Regions from separate parts of the Homo sapiens genome. Here region 1 is linked to region 2. A link is a loop called in an ENCODE intact Hi-C map of the cell type or tissue named here. Cell type or tissue: dorsolateral prefrontal cortex. All regions are shown on one strand.

The links. Peaks named below come from ENCODE experiments on the same cell type or tissue, not always from the same donor. Only the 100,000 strongest peaks of a DNase experiment are listed, where the experiment ranks them.
Region 1: it touches region 2 in a loop (12-fold over the local background); 102 of 110 quality-filtered maps call a loop at or near these places.

Annotation. Positions count from the first base shown.
Region 1 is chr10:122,433,263-122,438,262 of GRCh38, forward strand. It overlaps a transcript of PLEKHA1 not described here. Among named protein-coding and RNA genes, the nearest start is that of MIR3941, 19 kb to the left of the region's middle. In dorsolateral prefrontal cortex, CTCF peaks have their summits at 2,156 (motif pointing left) and 2,356; no DNase peak of the experiment used is centred here; H3K27ac peaks cover 2,723 bases.
Region 2 is chr10:122,296,065-122,301,064 of GRCh38, forward strand. It overlaps BTBD16 (BTB domain containing 16), which reads left to right. Exons shown (of 16, transcript NM_144587.5): 8 at 1,704-1,773; 9 at 2,940-3,070. Among named protein-coding and RNA genes, the nearest start is that of BTBD16, 27 kb to the left of the region's middle. In dorsolateral prefrontal cortex, CTCF peaks have their summits at 2,884 (motif pointing right) and 3,094; DNase peaks (open chromatin) are centred at 2,887 and 3,567; H3K4me3 peaks cover 827 bases; H3K27ac peaks cover 2,645 bases.

The sequences.
Region 1 (5,000 bases), 140 kb after region 2:
TGACGACTTAAAGATCAGCTAGGCCAAGCCCCCACCATCAATGCTAACTGAGATAAATTGAGACCCCAGAAAGGAGGAGGATTTGCCTGGCCCATGGGGCACGTTAGCAACGAAGCTGTAACTGTTGGCTTCTCACTGTACTTGGGAGCATCATTAGGATCTGTGCCCAGGGTGTAGCTAGAGTAATCCAGCCAAATATACCAGGTTGCTTCCTAATAACCTATGGCATTCCGCACCTCCTCTCCAAAACACATAGGCTTAGTGTTCTTTTTTTTTTTCTCAGTCTTTTTCTGAAGGCCATTTGTTGTGTGAAATGGCTTTCTTCATCTTAGACCTTCAGATCTCTGTTGAATCAAGTGACTTGTGAATGTCTAGCCATGCAACAGCAGCTCACGTACTTCCTGTGTGTGTTCTAATATGCTGCTGCTACAAATGGATGGAATACATTGTCCTAGAATGCAAGGACCTTGAGGTTTGTGTCTGCGTTTCACCTGTTAGGTTTTCTGTAGTTCTGTTAGACGATGGATATGTTTATGTTTGATACCCCTTTATTGCAGCATGTTCAGCACTTTCAAAAAGGAGAGCATTTAGTATTTGGTTCTATTTAGGAAGGGCTTTTAATTATTTCCAAGAACTTATCTAGGTTTAGCAAATGAAGCTTTAATTTTTTTAGTATGTCCTACCTATTTTTCTGAAATATTATTTTCTTACCAAAAGTGCCATTGCGTGTGTAAGCCATGTTTTCTTGTTCACGCCAGCCATGGGAGGTGATAATAGCCTGGGTAACAATTTCAGTCATACTTGTCCAGGAGCCTGCTTCCTTGAAAGTGACTGATGTTCCGGTGTTCCTTTCTTTCCCATTGGGTCTTGGACACCTGATTGTTACCATGGTGTTTGTCCACTGCTGCTATGGTCTTGTTGATGCTGCTCCAAATATGTAGCTGTGTTTTCTGGATACATAATTTTTATTTAAAGCTTATTCCTGGACACATTTTGTCCATTTTTGAAAAGATCTAAACTAATTTGACTAGTAGAATTAGGCTAACAATACATGGTTCAAGGAAAAATACTGCCTTTTGTAATAAAAGTTTCTTCTTGCCTAGTGTCTCATTGGTCTGAATATAATGGCTGTCTTAGACCCGGCATCCTGGCGCCTGTCTTCAACTCTAGTTCTGCCGTATGTGACTTTAGGCAAGTGTGTGTGTTTCGGAACTTCATTTTCTACATTATATAAAATGGAATTGGATAAAAGCTACATCTGTCTTGGTAATTATTATTATTAACTGATGCAACTTTTTTTCCTTTGAAAAGTATTTTTTTTATTATTTAAGTTTTAGGGTACATGTGCACAATGTGCAGGTTAGTTACATATGTATACATGTGCCATGCTGGTGTGCTGCACCCATTAACTCGTCATTTAGCATTAGGTATATCTCCTAATGCTATCCCTCCCCCCTCCCCCCACCCCCCAACAGTCCCCAGAGTGTGATGTTCCCCTTCCTGTGTCCATGTGTTCTCATTGTTCAATTCCCATCTATGAGTGAGAACATGCGGTGTTTGGTTTTTTGTCCTTGCGATAGTTTACTGAGAATGATGATTTCCAATTTCATCCATGTCCCTACAAAGGACATGAACTCATCATTTTTTATGGCTGCATAGTATTCCATGGTGTATATGTGCCACATTTTCTTAATCCAGTCGATCATTGTTGGACATTTGGGAAAAGTATTTTTAATGTTTTTATCCTAAACCCAAAATAAGAAGGGAAAGCTGTAAACATTTTTGCTTTAACAAAAAGGAAATCCCTTTCTTAGCTTTTCTTTCACTTCTAGTTGCAGTTCAGGAATTTTCTGTAAGTGGTGCTTGTACCTTTATCAAAAGTTCTGTTAACAGTTGGTGAGGCAAGAAATATTTGTATCAAAAATGCAAAGATATGACAGCTTAATACCAGATCTCAGTGTTCAGAAGTTTAGTCCATATAGGATTTGTGTATGTTATCTATTTTTTAAATGATTAAATTGTATGTTTTAAACCTCAAGTAAGACACATGTTGAAAATATGGCTGAATTGAGGCTAGCATTTACAGTTTTGATTGATGAAATCTGTATTTTTTGATACATTTAATAGTGCCTTACTGTGGTATATTCATGTGGTAATAGCGCCACCTTCTGGTTATATCATTGCTAAATTTAAAATTTGGAAATTTGGAGTCTGTTTATTGCCTCCATCGTAGAAAATTAGATAAGATATGTGATTGCCTAGGATAGTTTTGAAATTAATATAAAATTCAAACTAACATTTACAAATTATAAATTTTTTATTTAGAGATGATTGTAGGTTCACATATAGTTGTAAGAAATAAAACTTTCCAAACTTTCAAAATGGGGAATATTTAGTATTTGGTCCTATTTGGAAAGAGCTTTAATTATTTCCAAGAACTTACCTGGGTTTAGAAAATGAAGTTTTGGTTTTTTAATTATGTCCTACCTGTCAATTTCTGTTTCTGTAAGAAATAATGTAGACCCACACGCCTGTAGTCCCAGCTATTCAGGAAGCTGAGGCAATTGGAACACTTGAGCTTAGGGGTTTGAGATCAGCCTGGGCAGAATAATGAGACACCATCTCAAAAAAAAAAAAAGAAAAGAAAAAGATATTGTGTACCCTTTACTCAGTTTCCCCCCAACAGCATCTTGAAAAACTAATACAATATTATAACCAAGATACTGACACTGATACAGTCAAGATGCAGAACAGTTCCATCATCACAAAGGCCCCTCTTTGTTGTTCTTTTTATAGTCACATCCATCTCCTATTCTGCAGGTTTGGAAGCAGACTTAGCCACTTGTCCAGAGTCAGATTAGGCTTGAAATGTATCTTTCTGATACCAAAGTTTGGGCTCTTAACACACTACTTCTACTGTCTCAGTAGAAGTCTTGAAAACTTCTCTTTTAAAATAGTACTTCCAGATTACTAAATGAGTTGAATTCAGTCTGTTTTCAACATTTCTAGAACCATACTATTTCAAATGACATATTATTTATACATACCTTTAAATTTAACATTTGAGAATCAATCATAGGTACGTATCAAATTACAACTTCCCTGAAAGATTTCAAGCCCTGACATTTGATAAATAAGGTTACCAGAATAAATAGTAAGTAACAGATTGAAATAGCTTTAAGATGCTGGATTCTTGCTTTGGAAACAGCTATAGGGCCTGGTTATAAAGATAATCACTTGGTATAGGCTAACAGGTTTTTTCCATGTGGAGAAGCTTTGACCTGATGGAGTTGGGTCAATTGGTGTCTTCAGTGTACGACATGCAGCACACAGGAGACCTAAGAAGACGACAAAGATGTCCACGAGGAATCTGCCGAAAGAAAATATAAAGTAATATGTGATAAAATCTAGCATGGAAAACTACGCATCAGAGACTGAGATGGCCCATGGGTGATGGTGTGGGTAAGATAAGTGTTGTGATGGAGAGGGCCTTTGGGGGGTCCCATGAGAGAAAAAGGTACTTCTAAGTAAAAGCCATGTGACTTTATAAATTTCTAAATGTTGATTCAGGGGTCCTAAGTGATGGAGAAAGTTTACATTGTTCTCTTAAGGCTCCATTGCCTCTTTCCCTCCCGAACTGTGGTATGTATACCTCTAATGCACGTTTTCTTTAGTGGGGAGGAAAGGAGGGGCTGTGGAGAACTTTCCATGGTCAGGAACTTACATCAGCCTTTTTTTTTTTTTTTTTTTTGCCTGTCTTTGGTACCTTATCTTCATGTTATGAATGTAACCTATTCCCTGTGGAAACATTTATTATTATTTCCAAATAGGGCCTTTGGTCCCAATGGCGTCTGTTTCTTTTTGACTTCTACATACGTCATGCTCACGGTCTTGGTTCGTATTGTCACTCATGCCATTTTTTCTTCCCATTTGCTTTTTGCCTGTCTAGTTTGAAGGTGGAAGATTTTCCGATGAATCAGATATGGCAAGTGAAAGGAAGTGAAGAATTAAGGGTAATGACAAGGTTTTCAGCCCGAACAACTAGAAGCCATGAACTGAGGTAGCAAAGATTGCAGGTAGAGCAGGTTTGATGGAAAAGATCATGATTGCAGTATTGGTTGCAGTATTGAGTGTTAGGGTTGACATGTCAGACATCCAAGTAGAAATGGCAGGCAGGCAGTTGGATATGCAAATTTGGAATTGAGAGAAATCATTATTGGAAATAAAAATGTGGGAGTCTTCAAAGTATTCGGTGCTATTGAAGGCTTTGAAACTGGATGAGATCATCTTTAGAGAGAATGAAGATGAAAGAAGAAAAGAGAACCATGGAATGAGCCCTGGGGCGCTCCAATATTAAGAGCTTTGGAAGAAGAGGAGGAAGTAGCCATGATGAATGAGAAGGTGTGACCACCACATCAACAGGATATCAAGAGTACGTTGTGTCTTAGAAGCCAAGTGAAGAAAATGAAGTGAGGAGGAGATCGGATGTTTCAAATTCTGCTCGCAGGTCAAGTTAAGAGGCAGCCTGAGAAATGCCCTTTGTGTTTGGCAACGTGGACAGTACAGATGTCATTGGTGATCTTGCCAGGGCCTGTTCTGATGGAGTGGTGGGGACAAATAGAACTCTTTTTGAGGCATTTTGCTGCAAGAGGACTGGAGAAAGGTGACGGTTGCTAGTAGCAAAAGTAGTCTTTTCTTCTTAAGACAGTGGCTTGGCCAGACACGGTGGTTCACGCCTGTAATCCCAGTTTTGGAGGTCTAGGTGGGAGAATAGCTTGAATCTAGGAGTTCAAGACCATCCTGGGCAACATGGCAAAATCCCATTTCTACAAAAAATACAAAAATTAGCAGGGTGTGGTGGCGTGCATCTGTAGTCCCAGCTACTTGGGAGGCTGAGGCGGGAGGATCACCTGAGCCTGGGGAGGTTGAGGCCACAGTGAGCTGTGATTGTGCCACTGCACTCTAGCCTGGGTGATAGAGTGAGTCACTGTCTCAAAAAA
Region 2 (5,000 bases):
TTGCTAGCGGCAGATAAAAAGGGAAACTTGATCAGTGATATTCGATGCAAACTAGATAACAGTTTAAAAAACAATTCACTTGGGAGAAGTACAACTACTATTAGTATGAAAACTGTGGATGTCTTCAGCAGATGACCCCAAGCAACCTAATGGTCAATGTCCTCAAGAATGTCTGTAGAGTAAATGCAATAATAAATCTTATAATGTTTTTTTCTTGGTTTTGGCAAAAGCGGCACACCAAAATGCAACTCAGTAAAAGCTACTCTCCAGGGATGTGGTTGTTGGTGGTAACAAGACCCCATCTGCCTTCTGGTCTGGCCTTATGGAAGGATACATTTTAGAATAAGTGCAAGAGGTACTGGATGTCCTTTAAGCCTCTGCCCATGAGCGGTGTGTATATCAACTGAGTTTAGGACAACCATTGAGTCATAATGAGTTTAAGGTTGTGCTTCCGTATGAGATCCCAGTGGCTACTCTCGGGTGCCCTGCTCAATGAAGTGAACATACTTCAAAGCAATTTTGCTGCAGAGAGGTTAGTATTAGCTGTGAAAGTTCAGTCACTGAAACATCTGTGACCCTACCTGCCACATAGCACGTCTACCACACTCCATTCACCTCGGCTCATGCCCTCCTTGGAGGGAGGCAAGGAACCAGGTAGAAGGAAGTCATGCAAATCAAAGCTAAGGGATTATGTGGAGAGGAGCAATCAGGGAGACTTCCAAGAGGAGGTGATGCTGGAGCTGAGCCCAGACGAACTACAATAGTCAAAGAGGGAGAGAGAGGGGACAGTGTGGAGCAGTGTTAAACAACGGCACTGCAGCTGTGCCAGCCCTGACATTCCTTCAAAGTGTGGCACCTGCTCCTGCCCCAGGGCCTTTGCACATGCTGTTTCCGCTTCTTGGAATGCTGGTCTTTGAATCCCTGGCCTGGCCTGTTCTTTTTCCTCCTCTTTCAGGTTTTAAGTGCCTCTCTTCTGACTTCTGGTCACTTTTCTGATTTAACCACACTAGGCTGAAGTCTCCATCATCTGCCTTCCCATCACACCTTGTTCTTTAACTTTTTAACCCTTAACATGACTGCCAAATGTGGTTATCTGTCTGAAAGTTGACTTAACATGTCACCTCACTGGCCCATCAGTTTTGTTCTTTGCACACCAAGGACCTCTCCAGGTGCCTAGCACACGGTATGTGTTCAATGAATAGATCCTTCATGGGTGGGTGAGCCAAATCAACAGGTCCTAGTCATGAGCTCGCAGAGACCTTCATCTGAGAGCTGCTCTTTGATTCCATTTGTGCACAGAGAGGAATGGGACTTGAGGCCCCTCTGGTGGCACCATAAGGGTCTGTACAGGAAGACAGTCCTCAGGCAGGGGGATGACCAGATGGCTATGTTGGCTAAAATCAAACCTCATCTCAGCACCTGGTGGCACTTCAGCTTTGAGCAATAATCCTTGTTCCCTGCTATAGGGTTACTTTGTTTTCTCCTGAAGGATTTGATTTCTGGCCTCATCTCCCAGCCCAGAGCTATTTCTAACAAGCCATGTTGGTCTTGTCCTCTGGCCAAATGTCCATACCCCTAAAGCGAGGCTCCCTTCCGTTCAAAAGTCTGCTGCTGTCCTGGAGTTGAATGAGAATCTCTGGGACTTTCCGCTTCTCCAAAAGCAGTGTGGGGTTCCTCCAGAAACTGCAGTTCTCTCTCTCCAGGTGCGTGGATGTGATGATAGCCAGACTCAAGCCAAGCACCATCAAGAAATTCTACGAGGCCGGCTGCAAGGTGAGAACAACCCAGACGGGGCACATCGCCCCTTGGGGGGGCCTTCAGGAGCAGCCTAGATGCTGGGATTTTACCCACCAGGCCTACTTCCCCCCAGAATATCTATTTGAAGTCATCAAATATTTTATTTTGCCACATGAACACATTTGTGTGTTTTTTTTTTTAAACCATCATTTTATTTTTTTAAAGGATGTTTTAACACCAAAAAAATAGAAAGACTTTAATCTTAGATGGGGGAAGAAGCAGCATAGCCTTTCTCACCGAAACAGCCGAAGACCTTCCAGAACATTCTTGCTGGAGTTGTGAGGTCTAGATTCACCTGGGTCTAATCAGTGTGTCAGGGTTAGGAATAAATGATAGAATCCAACCTCATTCTCAGAGGAGAAAACAGAGCCAAGGAGGGCAGCAGCCTGCCCAGGGGAACCAGCTGGGTCCAAAGCCCAGGCCTCCTGACTTCAGCTCTCTCTGTATGGCCACCAGTGACCTGGGGGGGGATACCAAGCAGCATGCCACAGTTCTCCCATCATCGCGTCCTCCCCTTCGCCCCACTGGTAATTCCAAGGCCACTTGTGGTGGAAACTGCATCCTGGTCAGCATTTCTCAGCAATGCTTGGGCTGCAGAAGGACCCCAGGCCCAGAAGCTATTCGAGGTGTACTGAAGCTCTCTCAAGGTCCCTGGCTCTAAGACGCCTTTTCCACTTTCTCTGCCCTTCAATTCCTGCTTTTTGGGTGTGTTCATAGCCTCAGAACTCCTGCGAGGTACACCCCTTGGGCCCTCCATGATCAGCCACTGACTTGAACTAGTGGGCAAAGCCTATGGTCAGGTTGCCTGGGTTTGCATCCGGCTCTGCCACTTACGAGTTGTGTGACGACAGGCAAGAGCAGGAACCTGGGAGCGTCAGTTTCCCCACCGGTGACCTAGGGATAACAGTGAACCCACCTCATAGGTTTTCGCTGAGGATTGATTTAAATCAACTGAGTGCAGCGCCTCGAGCATAGAAAACACTTAGAAAAGGTATCTGCTGTAATTCATGTATTTTGTAGAAAAGGTTTGAGCGCCTCTGCAGTGACTCTCCCTCTGAGCACACGTGTAGTGTCGTCTCAGGCCAGCAGAGGGTGCCAAGAGCTCAGGACTTCCTTCATCAACTGGCTTTTTTTTGTCTTAGTACAAGGAAGAGCAGCTCACCACCGGCTGCGAGAAGTGGCTGGAAATGAACTTGGTTCCTCTAGGGGGGACGCAGATCCACCTCCACAAAATCCCACAGGACCTGCTCCACAAAGTGCTGAAGTCCCCCAGGTCAGAGCTGGCTCCCAGGGTGCGGCCCCTGAGAGGGGGATGGGAGAAAGTAGGGGCCAGGCTGGGGAGGGAGGTGCTCTGATGGAGGCTGCACCCCCACCTTAAGCTTCCTGCCCTCCTGGACAGCTGAGCCTTGGCTGGGGCTGGAACTCAGGGTGCTGTGTGTGGGGCTGGGGAGAGGGCTCCCTTCTCGCTCCTTCTTGTGGGTAGGAACCCTCTGAGTACCTGCTGTCTCAGGTATTTTCACCTGGGTGCGAAAAATGAAAGACTTAATTACCTAAGTAATTTTTAGAAAAAATCCTGACAACATCAATGCACATTCATTTTAGAAAATGAAATCTCTCACCCTAAATCAGCTTACATCTCCGGCGCTGGCACCTCTGCTGAATAACTCTACACCCACGTATCTGATCGCCTGCTTGACCTCTCTGACAATTAAGATTAAAAGCCATCTCTCGGTGCCCCTGCCCTGTCCTGCACCCCAACCCTGCCCCCAGTGTTCCTCCACCATCTGACTAGCGGATCAAGCTAGACCCTTGATAGTCCTGGACGCCACTTTGACCATACCCCAACCCTGAGGTCATTTCTACTTCCAAATCAAGTCCAGCGCTATGGGCCTCGCTCCATGGGTAGCAGCCCCAGCCCAAGATCGGAGGTCCAATGTCTCTTATTTTGGACCAAGGTGACCTCTAACTGTCTTGCTTCTGGTCTGGACCCCCTTCTAATCGCATCTCTAGCCAACAGCCTTTGCCTCTGGTGACCTGGCTCCTTCAACTCACACAGCATAAGTGCAGCCACGGGGCCCCCCCTGAAACTTCCCTGATGAACACCTCCCCATACCGGGCCTTGGTTCATGCCCATCCTCCTACCTGAAATGCCTGTCCCCTGCCAGGCTCCTTCTCCCTTACAGAAATTCATGGAGATGTTTCCCAATGCCGGGCTTTTTAGGTTATTTCTAATGTTTTACCAATATAAATAGCACACTGGTGAACATCCTTCAACATTTGTCTTCATCTCAGATTCTTTCCCACATTAAATTCCTAGAAATGAAGTTACTAAGTCAAAAGAACTTTCTATTTTGTGTTAGTCTCTTAAACATTTTTATTTGAAAATAATTTCAAATTTAACGTTGCAAGAATAATGCATAGAATATATACAATATATAATGCATAGAATATATGCAATAATGCATAGAATATATATTCTATGCAAAGAATATTTGCATAGAATATATACACAATAATGCATAAAATATATAGTTACACCCAGTACTGCCAATCACCCTAGAGTTCAATTTCTGCCCTGCTTGCTATATCATCTGCGTCTCTACGTGTATCTACATATACACTTGTTTTTTCTGAACTATTAATATTAGGGAGTAATTTGCGTTTATTAAGTTCCTTTACTCCACATGCTTCAGTGTTTATTTCCTAAGAAAAAGAATTTTTGAAAAATATAACTATAGTGCAGTTATCAACTTTAAGAAATTTACATTGATGTAATACTTTAATGTCATTTGCCCAATACTGCCTTTTATAGCATTTTTTCTTTCTTCAGTGCTGTTTAGGACCACTTAGTTGTCATATCTCTTTAGGACTCTATTTAAAAGGATCTTGGTACCCATTTCCAAGTTACCAAAATTTTATTACCTCTGAGTAAATTTCAAAAGTGAAAACTAAATTATGCTGAAAATCCTAGTAGAATATTAGAAAATGAGGGTTTACTCATGTGTATGTGTGGAAAGTGTTCTGATTTCAGAAATTAGATTTGGAAAGATTTATTCTACTGTTGATGTGAATTGGCTATGTAGCATGCAATGCCCTCACGTTTACAGAGATGGGAGGCAGGTAGAACAGAGTTCTGGGACAGAGGGAAGGAGACCATATTCTCTAGGAAGCCTCCAGGAGTCCCAGCCTCATGCCAGCCCAGG